Regions from separate parts of the Homo sapiens genome. Here region 2 is linked to region 1. Evidence: chromatin contacts called from ENCODE Hi-C or POLR2A ChIA-PET data. All regions are on one chromosome and are shown on one strand. The core of a region is the stretch at or near the end of the contact, and the rest is flanking DNA. Distances in the headings are between cores, read along the strand shown. Region 1 overlaps PALM2AKAP2 (PALM2 and AKAP2 fusion). Region 2 overlaps PALM2AKAP2 (PALM2 and AKAP2 fusion).

Region 1 (5,936 bases), core at 1,920-4,419:
CCTTAAGCTAACAGTTGGCAGGAATGGGGCTGAGACTGAACCCTAGAACATTGCAATAAACTAACACAATGGACTGAGGTGACGGCATCTCACCACTGGAGCATCCCAGACAGACATACATGAGGGGACACACTGGGTGGATTTCCTCTCCAATTCTCTTTTGAGAATGTCTTCAGAGTAAATGTGCAACGAGACTGAGGATTCAGGTTACCACTGAAACTTCAATCACATTGGCATGTTTGCCTCCAGATGGCATAAATTAACTTTCAAAAATTAGATTTCAAAGAGTTCTAAGTCTGACTAACTTAATTTTTTAATTATATAAGTAATATATGAATCCAATTTTGATATTCAAATTCTAATAATACAGAAAAGACCATTGTTCCTTTTCCTCACCTCCTTTACATAAGGTATGTGTAAGTCTATTTTCTTCATGTCAGTACATACTGATCTATTTTACTACTTGTAACTGCTGCATCATATTCCATACTCCGAACATATCATATTTAACCATTTTCCTGTTTTCCTATTGAATTGTTCCCAATTTTTCATGATTATAAACACCTTCTGGTCCTTGTTTCTTTGTGCTCATGCTCTCACTTCAATTTTAACATTTTAAAAAGCTTATTTTATGATGAGTGGTGATCTCACAATGCCAAACAGATCATGACAGTTTATTTCAACTCAGGGTGGCTGATCTTTGTATATGCAGTGCTATGGAGAAAGGAAAAAGAGCTTAATACATATAATACACACACACACACACACACACACACACATACACACACACACATAATTAGGCCTTTATTTACGTGTGTGTGTGTTCAAACCCTTGGCAGAGCTCAATGATGTATGCAGAAGGAGCAGCCACTGAAATGTGTGTTGTCTTGCATCCTGTGCTTCTGGGGGGCCACTCTGTCCATGATAAGGTAAAAGAAAATGATAAGGTAAAAGACATAAATGGACATATAAGATCATATTGGCCACGTCAAAATCTCATTCCCTAACCTGAGAACCTAGAAAAGAGTTATTGCTCTTCCCAGGTCTCCCTGCCACATAAGCAGCTAATGAGGCATTATAGAAACTTGGCAAGTCCTTCCGGAATCAATTTGGGTCTTTCAACTTTGTTGCTCGCCCCCTATCTTCATTTCTCATCTGGATTACACGAATGTAAAAGCCTTTGTGAAATTTCCTTTAAGATGAATTTTTAAATGTATTCTATGTCTTGAATAAATTTAGTTATGATTGAATAACTCAGAATTAAACTATGTTGGATAGAATATTACAACCCAATGTCAATTTGCCATCACCTATATTGCTCTAAAATAATTTTTCTTATAAGATGCTCTGCAGGAGTTTTCACCTGTGGGGGAAGGAGTCAAATATTTCAGCATTACTAATTCATCTGTTCGCCTCTCACTTCTAAAGCAAAATGTATTTTTTCTCAAATTGGGACTCTGCAAAGGATTTTTTTCCAATGGAAAGATGCCTTCGTGTCATTCTTAGTTTCTCCTTTTGACTGGTTACAAAAATGAACTTGTAACCTACATGGTCATTTCTATGGCAACTGGATGTTCCAAGTGAAATACTGAATTTGGAGTTCTCTGAAGAACTAGAAAGAAGAGAGTCTGTGCCACAGACAACATAAAAGCTCAAGTTTTAATGATATTACCAGGCCTGTCAATGTAGGTGTTCACTGGTACCTAAGTCTTATTTCGAAAGTACAGTGAAATAAAGTGTCAAAACCATGCCAGGCACGCCCGTAGTCCCAACTACTCAAGAGAAACCCTTAATCCCAGGAGTTTGAGTTCAGCCTGGGCAACACAGTGAGACTCCATCTCTAAAAATAAAAAGTATACATGGCTTAGCATTTTTGAGGTTTTTCCTTAAAAAGCAAATTTAGCAGGTAGTATGTTTAATGAAAAGTTTTTATGTTTTTTACCTTCTTATCAATACAGATACAGAAGCATCATAAAACCAATGTTTAGCTAAATGAATTTTTATAAGGCAAACACCTTTGTAATCACCACCCAGTTAAAAATAAATAGAAATTGCTAGCCACTTCCAGAAGCCTCTCCATGTGCCCCACGCCAATTTTAATCCCTCTTCTTCCACTCAAAAATAACCACAGCTTCAGTTTCCATGTTATTGATACCCATAGCTCCTATGTTTATAAGATGCTATGATTCAGTCATTTTTTTCACCATTAAAAGATTATTTGTATTCAAGGGCTGACTTGTCAAAAAAAAAGAGATTGTGTAGCAAGTACATTTTTCGAAAGGCTTATTTATACCTTTTCTGTTTCGCTGCTACCCAGATATAATAAATACATTCATTAGCGTACACTATTTTTAAATACCTTGCCTCATTCCAAAAATATGTGCGGGGTTGAACACATGCTAAGAAATTCCCTCCACTAGGAGGCGCTACATCCCTTATGTCCTCAGACAGCTGGGAAGACTGCGCTTAATGTAACTCAGTTATCAGCGCATTTCTATGAATGAAGTCACAGAGGAACATGTGGGAGATCCACTTAACGACTTCTTTACCTTGCTGCATATCACAAAAAGGCTCACTGGTTGCCAGAAGTCCTGGTGAGTGGCAGGTTCCAAGAGTGAACTGATATTTCAACAACTACTTTTCCACTAACAACCTAAATCCATGAAATTGAGGGAGGGGGCCAGGAACATTTGGAACAAAGGGGCCCTGTTTCCAAGCGTAAATAAAATACAGCTGGTTTACAGCTGTGCTACCTTCCTCGCTGCAAGTCAAGTCATAAAACAGAATGAAACTTTCAGTAGTCACCGCTGTGAGGTTAGGGAATTCTGAGCATCCCTCTGGGCTCTAAGGTGACCAACTATTTGCTTTCTGAATTTCGTTTTTCAACCCATAGACACTGTATGGCTCATCAGAGAGGCAGATTTCCACTGCAAATTTACACAAGCCTAGACTGTCTATTTTTACACAATTGTTTGTTGTTTGCTTTTGTTTTTCAGATCAAAAAAATCTGAGGAATAGAGCTATGAAGACATCTGAACTCTAATTATAGGGGTTTGAATTTTTTAGATTAGACGTGCTACCCTTGTGACTCACAGTGATGTGCATTTCCCTGGTCTGATCATTAGCATACCAGGCAGGCTCAGATGCCCAGCATGTATCACAGATAGTAGGACATCATGCATATGCATGGGAAACTCCTAGCTCAAAATTGGCCTCTGATCAGACCAAAAGGCCAGTAACTGTGTCCAAGTAGCAACTCAACATCCACAAAGTGCCAACTGGAATGTTTTCCCATTTTAAGTGGGCACGGCAATCTAGACATTAACCAATAGACTTATAAGAATAGCTTGTATTGATTAAAGAAGCTTTATAATACATATTTTATTCCTATCATTTTATGTGCCTAAGATTTATTCCTTAAAATACTGATTCACTGATTTAGAAAACTCGGTAGGGGTAAATAAATCTGGTTGAATAAAGTTGAAAATAGACTACATCCTATAGTTTTTAAAAAAATATTAGAAGAGTATTTGTACCGCCTCCAGACAAACTGGTAGTTGTCCGTTGCATTTCAGACTCAATGAATATGGGCTCTTAAGCCAGATGGCATTAGGATCAGGAAGTGGGTTTGGCACTTTTCTTTCTCCTTCATGTCATTTCCAGACCATGACTCCTCTGCCCTCATGGAAAAAGTCTCATCTGTTCCCTTGTTCCCTCTCTCCTTAACTCTGTCCCCAGCTGATCTTCTGGTCACTTCCGTACATCCACTGATGACTTCATTCCTTGGCTCACAGGAGCTATATGAAATCCCACCATCATCCGGGGTGACTTCAGTGTTTGTGTTCATGACTCATTCAACCCTATTCCCACAGTTTCCTGAAAACCTCAACTCTGATGACCTTGATCTTCACTCTCCTCAACGATCTGCACTCAGGGCTGAAATCTGGCCTCATCACTAAATGTGGAACTGTTTAGGTGCAGCGGCCCAGACTCCAACCACAGCCTCGCCTCTTTCCCTGTCTCTCACTGGCTTGTCCTCACACCTCTGCTCTTGGGTCTTTTCAAATCTTCTAATCTCCAGCTTCCTCTATCTTATCCCAGTCCATCATAGCCCTCCTGTCTTCATTTTTATGTCTTTTCGCCTAAGATCATGTGAACAATCCATTCCAATCACTGCACTGTCTTCCTATATCCTCAACAATCTTGCCTCCTCGTCCTTTGGCTACATCCAGGTATCTGGCAAAAATCCCAAATGAGAGCTAAGCACAGTCTCATTTCCCAAGATCAAACACCTACATAAGGTGCCCTGGAGTGTAGGAGAACGACACTACAAATCTGTGGTCTCCAACCTTATCTGAGCTCTCAACACTGTCCAGGGATCTTTGTACATGTTCCTTGTCAACTCTCTAGCTTCAGTTAAAGATACTTTCTCCCCAGGACAAGCCCATACTTAGCATAAATAGAACATCAATATCTTTTTTGTTTGTACATAAAAAGGCTAATAACCAGTACCTTGAATTCCATCATGCCCTGACCTCTCAGGGACCCCATACCATCATTTATCCTCCACTCACCTGCATTTCACCTCTTTCACTATTTTCTCCTAACTCCTTCACCTAAGAATTTAGACTTCCTCTTCTTAAAACAATCCATGCAAATCCTATGCCCTCTCTAGCTAAGACTTACTTCTCTTCTTTCCTTCACAGCCACACCACTTAGGGAGACAAAGACTTCATTTAATCCCCAACTTCCTCTCAGCTGAACTCCACACTCCACAACCTCACTGAACCTGCTTTTCCATTCTTGTGAGGGCCACCAGTTACCTTCTAGTTGGTATGTTCAATGGACACTTTTTAGAATGTGTACCATTGCCTGTCAGTGGCATTTGGCACCATGCATCACTCCCTCCTTCCTGGAAAGTTCTTTCATCTTCACCTACCCCCCTGTTTCTGTCTACCCTGACTCCCCTTCTGCTTCCCTGGCTTCCCTCAGCACAGTGAGTCACCAGGTTGACCTTATATTTTGCATTCTTTCCCTGGATAGCCTCATTCACATCCATGGCTAAAGTTACTATTTGATGCAGATTTACTGAAGTCCCCAAAACCAGATCTCCTTCCTGAATTCCATACCTACATGTTATTTCCTATCAGGCATCTCACATGTATATTCCGAAGGTATTATGATCTCAACATGTCCAAAATAAACTCATCACTTTTCCCCAAAATATGTCCCTCTTTCCATGTTCAACATCAACCATCCCCTTGTCTATGCTGGAAACATGGCTATCAACTTTATTTCTCCATACCTCTCACCCTTTACTCAATCAGTACCAAGTTCCAGCAATTCAACCACATAACTATCAAATCCATGCCTTCTTCACCATCTCCACAGCCACTCTCTCATGTCAGTCTATCCCTATTTCATTCTTGGATCAGTATCAAGATAGCCACCTCTGAGTGGTCTTACTGCCCACTCCCCATCCCTCCCAATTCAAATTACTTCATATACTACAGTGGAGTACTCTCTCAAAAATGCATATCCAACTAGATCACTTCCTGAGAGATTCCCATGACCCACAGGATAAAATCCAAACTCTACCTAAAATGGCATACAAGACAGTCCATCTCTCCATCATTCTTTCTCACCATTCTCACCATTATCTCAAACCTTCCAATCCAGTTACAGGGAACTGCTTATGCAATGATATAGCTTAATGGTTGATAGATGAGTCTTGGTGTCAGATATACATGTGTTCAAAATTAAATTGCCACTTACTGGTTTGTGATCATGGACAAGTTACTTCTGAGAGCACCACATGCTTCTCTATCAGAGTACTTATTGTCCCACACCACCTTCTAAATCCTCCGTACTAGCCCATCTTTTCCACTGCACTGTCCTTGAATCCCTAGCACACAGAAGGCCATCAACACTTATTC
Region 2 (5,936 bases), core at 2,076-4,575, 50 kb before region 1:
CTCAGGCTCCCTCATTTATAGTCTCTATGGTCTTGGGCAAATCACTTGACCTCATGAGTTTGTTCCCATAGCTGTAAGACAGAGTAATAACTGTCTTGTGGTCATTATTGAGGGTATGTGTTTAAAGTACCAGGCACGTGTTAGGCACTCAAAAAAATGGTGACTGTTACTGACGGTGGCTAACAGGCTACCAGGAGAAAACTGGCTGACTCCTTGGAGAGGCTCACAGAGAAGAAAATATAACCTCCACGAATGTACTTCCATCCAGGGGCGAGGCCACTAGGCTGCAAACTGGATGATTACAGGGAAAAAGTCCCATGCTATTCAAGTTCAGTCACCAGTTTATTGATTTAAAGTGAAACATATTCCTTCCTAGTGCCTAAAGTGATCATATCCTTCAATCAGGCAACCCTTTCCTCATATCAAAATAACTGAATAATTATAGGGAGGATGAATTCAGAACAAAGAGAGGCAAGGTCCTGAGGGAAGTTTCACTTGGGCCTCACTGTGGCCTGAGGACCCTCCTCACCTTACCACTGACCCCACCTCACCAGCATACAGAAATTCAGGACCTCCCAAAGCTGGGGGTCTCTCTGCAGATAGTACTAGACAACCACTGCCACCTTTGGAACCTCTGAGCTTTCCTTTTTCAGTATTCAAGGCAAATAACTCACCCTCATTCTGTCCACACAAGCCTTTCCCAGAGACATACAATGCACTCACCTCCACTTAGTAAGTTACCATCACCTCCAGTCCTCCCCACCTCACCCACCTCCTGCCCTGCAATAGCAAGGTTGCCATGGTGCGAGTGTTGGGTGTTCCTTCAGATAGCCAATCTCATCAACTGTGTGAGAATTTTACCAAGATAGCCATAAAGAACTAGCTGATTCCCTTGTTTCCAAGTCCTTGAGAAAAACCTCACTGCTTCCGCATACAAGACCAAGTTAATTTCTACTGTTGTTTCTGTTGATTGGATGGATGGATGGATGGATGGAAAGATGGATGAATGGATGCATAGACGAAAAATGAATATGCAATCCCAGCACTTTGGGAGGCCAAGGCGGGTGGATCACAATGTCAGGAGATCGAGACTATCCTGGCTAACATGGTGAAACCCCATCTCTACTAAAAATACCAAAAAAAAAAAAAAATTAGCTGGGCGTGGTGGCGGGCATTTGTAGTCCCAGCTACTCAGGAGGCTGAGGCAGGAGAATGGCGTGAACCTGGGAGGCGGAGCTTGCAGTGAGCTGAAATCATGCCACTGAACTCCAGCCTGAGCGACAGAGCGAGACTCCATCTCAAACAAACAAACAAATAAAAAAATGAATAGATGTAATATGAACAGAATATACTAATACTGCACTGGACATCAGCAATAAATGAGCCCTTGGTATCTTATTTGGCACCCAGGATCATGAGAAGGGAGACCAAAGAAAAAAAATCCCTTGATGTTTTGACATATGTTTATTCCCTGACTGGATTCAGGGAATACAAAAGCAAAGAACTACGTTGAGCTTAAAGTGAGGCTGTCTAGCCCAAAGCAGCCTCTCTTTTTTCATTCGGTCCTCTTATTTAAAAGTTCACCTTTAACCAGAAATTCACTGAGGTTTTAGTACATGTTGGTCTCTTACAAGCACCGTACTGAATGGACTGTACTCTGAGCCAGAGACCTAGCTCTGTGCAGATTGACCTTGAACAATTCACTCAGTTCTATTAGGTGTTTTTAAGGCCCCCTCTCTGTGAGAAGAGGATACTAATTTTAGCCCTCCATCCTCCCTCAGGAATGTTGTGGGGAAAGAGCAACAGCACCGGGGATACAGAGCAAGCTCCTACAAAGAAAGATCTGTCAATGAATTTATATGATGAACAGAGAGAAACAGGCAATATCCTTAGTATCATGCTGCTTTTCTTCCTTTTAAGCACATTTCTCTGGTTAAGGTAAATGGCAAAAACTGATAAACATGCTAAGCAGATATAGGTCATGCTGCTATTTTCAATCAGTAACTCGCTTGCTGATGGTTCTCATTTTGGGTATTCATTTAGCACAATCCTGTTTTCTAGAAAAGGACAGGAAAAGTAGCCATAAAGGTTTATCTTGTTGAAAAAAATCTAGATAATTCATACCGAGCATCACCCCGAAAGTCAGCACCACCTTCCCACCCAGTCCTCTGAGCAATGCAGCTCTGTGCAGGCAATGTCACAGCAACATGAGGTAAGCAGGAGAAGGTTTTCCTGCCAAAAAGCCCAGGAGCAGTCAAAGGCAAGCAACAACTCCCGGCTGGCCATTGGAATGTGGTCACATTATTCTCTGAACATGTGAAAAGCAACATTCTGCAACCAGTGGGGTCCTTGTGACAGTGACAGAGCTTTCTCCTGAGCTGTAATCAATTACGATGCTTAAGTGCATCATGTTTTAAAGAAAAAATAAACAGCTCTTGTGTGCTGTCTCTCTCTCTCTCTCTTTTTAGATGGTACCATGGAGACCCGTCTGAGTCAAATCATTTCAAAGCCATCTTTGACCAACTGCTTGCTCTCACAGAACACTTTCAAAATTGTTAAAGTACAAATAAAATAAATGAATAATCTGAAATACACAGTGTTGTTCTTTTATCAGATCACATCGTTTAATCTCCCTTTTCTCCATATCAAGAAAGGAAATACTAATATTTTTAAGTGAATAAAAAGAACGTTCCGTGAAATATATCTTTTGGGGTCTCTGAGCAAACACACCCAGCACCTATGCATGGGAGAAACAATCCTGAAATGCTGCCTCACCCACCCTGTGAAGTATTCTCATCCAATTTCTATATATAGCCACCACACTTCACACGCACAAACCCTCCACCCTGTCCACATGCACACTGTAATCTTATGCTTGCAGAAATTGGAATGCTGTAATAATGCCCTGAATTTGAGAAATTCACAAGAAAAGCCAAGAGATGGTTTCCTGATTGAATGAAAAAGGCTGGTTTGGTTGGCGGCAGCGCCTTCACGGCAGGGCAGGCACTGCCCAGCTCTCCGGAGTGTGATCTGCATGTCTAATAATGGAATAGGTTCCTGGGATCAGCTGCTTACCTTGGAATGCTGCAGCAGAAGTATCTGCTCGTCAAGCTGTTGTCGCTTGCCTTCTATTTCAGTCTGCCTCTTTCTTTTTTCCTTGAAAATAAAGAGACAGAGGCTGTAAGAGTGGGTGGGTGTTGGCTCCAGAAATTTTAAGGCAGAAAGCAGCAGCAGCAGCAGCACACATCTGTATAGACACTTCCAGAGACACCGGGCACACACGCAGTGTCACCTGCCCCACCGTCTCTGGGTGTGTTGCAAGCAGCAGCATTCTCCTAACATGTCTGCTGTAGGCTCGAAGAGTGGGAGAAATTCTCCTCACTCAGCCAGGCTGCAAGAATTTAATCCAAAAGAAAAGACGGTTTCTACACACACACACAGACACACACACACACACACACACACACACACACACACACACAGAGAACCATGTTCTGTGCAGTGTTAATTTGGACACAAAGAATAAAAACGTCTCAATCCAAAAGACAGAGGTTCTTACAAACTGCAAATACCATAGAATAAGACAGTGGGAAATTCTGGGTGAGATTTATTTGATCAAAATCACAGACATAAATAAGCAGACGTTGTTTCAAATTTTGTAGGACAAATCACCCAGTTGGACATACCAAACAATGCAAATGAAATGGGTTATATTTGCTGCCACTAGCCTTGGGGTAGCATTTCATGTGGGTGGGGCAGCTGAGGTTACGATAAATATGAAATCTGGAATCTGTCTGTCCGGGTCCAACTCCCAGCCCTACCACTCACTACCTGTCTGACTTCTGACAAGTTCTTCTACCTCCCTGGGTCTTGGTCTTCTCGTACATAAAGTGGAGATAATAACTGCATCCAAACCACTTAGTTGTGGAGTGGATTAAATAAGATGATGTAACGTAAAAGGCCTAGAACAATACCTGGCACAGAGTAAGTGCTCAATGTTATTTGCTGTTAGTCTTATTGTCATAATTTTACTTCTAGGTAATGCCTAGAAGCTGGTTGTAAAGGGATATATTTTCCTTGCATTTCCACTATAACCTTTCCATTAGAGTGTACCCTTCATATTTTTCTTCTCTATACTTCTCCAATGTGGACAATAAACATCATATGAATGTGATTCATGAGAACAGAAAGGTCTGCTCTCATGATAGTTTCCTTGTTAATGTTCTGTTTCCAAAGCGTACAGGAGTGGTTTGCTGAGACATTTACTATACTGGAGCATTTTCGTTTACTCACATATGCAGGGAGAAACTTATTAGATAAGACATAATGGCATTTGACAATACAACAGCCAAATCCTAGGGACAACAACAATGCGGAAGCCTGGCTGCTGTGCTCAGTGTTAACGGAAGCTTTTATTTTATGTAGTCGCTATGTTTCCGGGGCTATGATTGTACCATTGCTATTCAAATCAATGTAATAATAATGTGTATTACAACCAAGGTTTTCTGTGCAATGCCCAGACCTTACAAAATATTAGCTCATAATCTTAAGCCACTAGAATATGATATCTAAGTCACGGATATAATCTCCCTGACAAAGTAAGACACATGAATATTTTAGGAATGTAGTACCATTTACCAAAGAACTCCAATCAATGGTGCATAATTGATGTTACTTAATCCCAGAGTGTGTGCAAGACCATAAAATATATGACAGTGGATGGGAAAAGTGAGGCACAGTGGGAACAGCCCACATCCACCATCTCAGAGATGGCACATGATAAAGCTAGGGCTTCCTGGTCCAGCTGCTATCTCTACATTCTAGAATCTCTCAAGAGTAGACTTACTGGACTTTGTCAGTCATTCCCACTGGCTATCAAGATATGTAGTTGTCCTACATTTAAATACAGAACCAAGATGTATGTCATAGATATGAGAGGCTGATGACTCAAGATTTCCACAAATATTAATTGAGTGTCATGTGTTCTCATTACATGTCTTGTCATTTCCAAACCATTCCCAGGCTTTCCCACAGCTGTGACTTTGTTCCATCAGAAAGTCCTCACTCCAGAGTTGCCCATCATCATATTGGTGAACCATTCTCTGAGCAGAAGAAAACTTACCAGGCAGTATGGGCAGTGGACCTTTACATGCTCAAGCAGCAGGCTCATTGGTGATCACTGTAACTGACATGGTCATGAAGGATGTAGAGTTCATGTTAGTCCTTTAAGAATGGGTAGGATTTAGGGCCGGGCACACAGTGGCTCATACCTGTAATCCCAGCACTTTGGGAGGCTGAGGTGGGTGGATCACCCGAGGTCACGAGTTTGAGACTAGCCTAGCCAACATGGCGAAACCCCATCTATACTAAAAATATAAAAATTGGCCAGGTGTGGTGGTACATGCCTGTAATCCCAGATACTTGGGAGGCTAAGGCAGGAGAATCACTTGAACCCAGTGGGTAGAGGTTGCCATGAGCCAAGATCACACCACTGCACTCCAGCCTGGGCGACAGAGTGAGACTCTGTCTCAAAAAAAAAAAAAAAAAAAAGGAATGAGTAGGATTTAGGTAGATACAAATGGGCAATACATTCCAAGCAAAAGGAACTAGGTGAACAAGGGTAGAAATGCACTGCATATTCCAGGGACAATGAGGAGGAAAATCTAACTGGTTGTAGGGCTTGCCTTTAGGAACAGAGATCAATGACTCAACAGATTGGCTAGGACTATACCATGGAGGGCCATGAAGTTTAGATTTTATTGCATGGACAATGCAATGTCATTGCAGGGTTCTAAGCTACAGAATGATATGGTGAAATGGCATTTTAGGAACATTAATCTGGCATTCATACATAAGGTGGATTAATAGGGGCTGATACACTTTTCCTATAAAACAAAAGTAAATATTTTAGATTTTGTGGGACATACAGTCTCTGT

The links. A loop is a pair of places that touch in the nucleus more often than their neighbours do. ChIA-PET counts read pairs that join two places held with the same protein, here RNA polymerase II (POLR2A). Pooled maps may share reads with other maps.
Region 2: a map of endothelial cell of hepatic sinusoid shows a loop between it and region 1 (3-fold over the local background). The contact joins two enhancer-like sites. A Hi-C loop is called at or near these places in 3 of 168 maps with a recorded cell type or tissue (cardiac septum, endothelial cell of hepatic sinusoid and heart left ventricle) and 4 of 50 pooled maps. POLR2A ChIA-PET finds 5 or more read pairs at or near these places in 1 of 52 experiments (PC-9).

The regions. Positions count from the first base shown.
Region 1 is chr9:109,814,549-109,820,484 of GRCh38, reverse strand. All of the region lies in intron 1 of PALM2AKAP2 (PALM2 and AKAP2 fusion), which reads right to left. Among named protein-coding and RNA genes, the nearest start is that of PALM2AKAP2, 37 kb to the right of the region's middle. RefSeq lists an enhancer at 3,088-4,287. Within about 2 kb of position 3,169, at least 9 of the 41 ENCODE cell types and tissues checked have a DNase peak (open chromatin) inside an H3K27ac peak, as active enhancers do.
Region 2 is chr9:109,864,711-109,870,646 of GRCh38, reverse strand. It overlaps PALM2AKAP2 (PALM2 and AKAP2 fusion), which reads right to left. Exons shown (of 11, transcript NM_007203.5): 2 at 3,076-3,156. Among named protein-coding and RNA genes, the nearest start is that of PALM2AKAP2, 87 kb to the right of the region's middle. Within about 2 kb of position 3,325, at least 2 of the 41 ENCODE cell types and tissues checked have a DNase peak (open chromatin) inside an H3K27ac peak, as active enhancers do.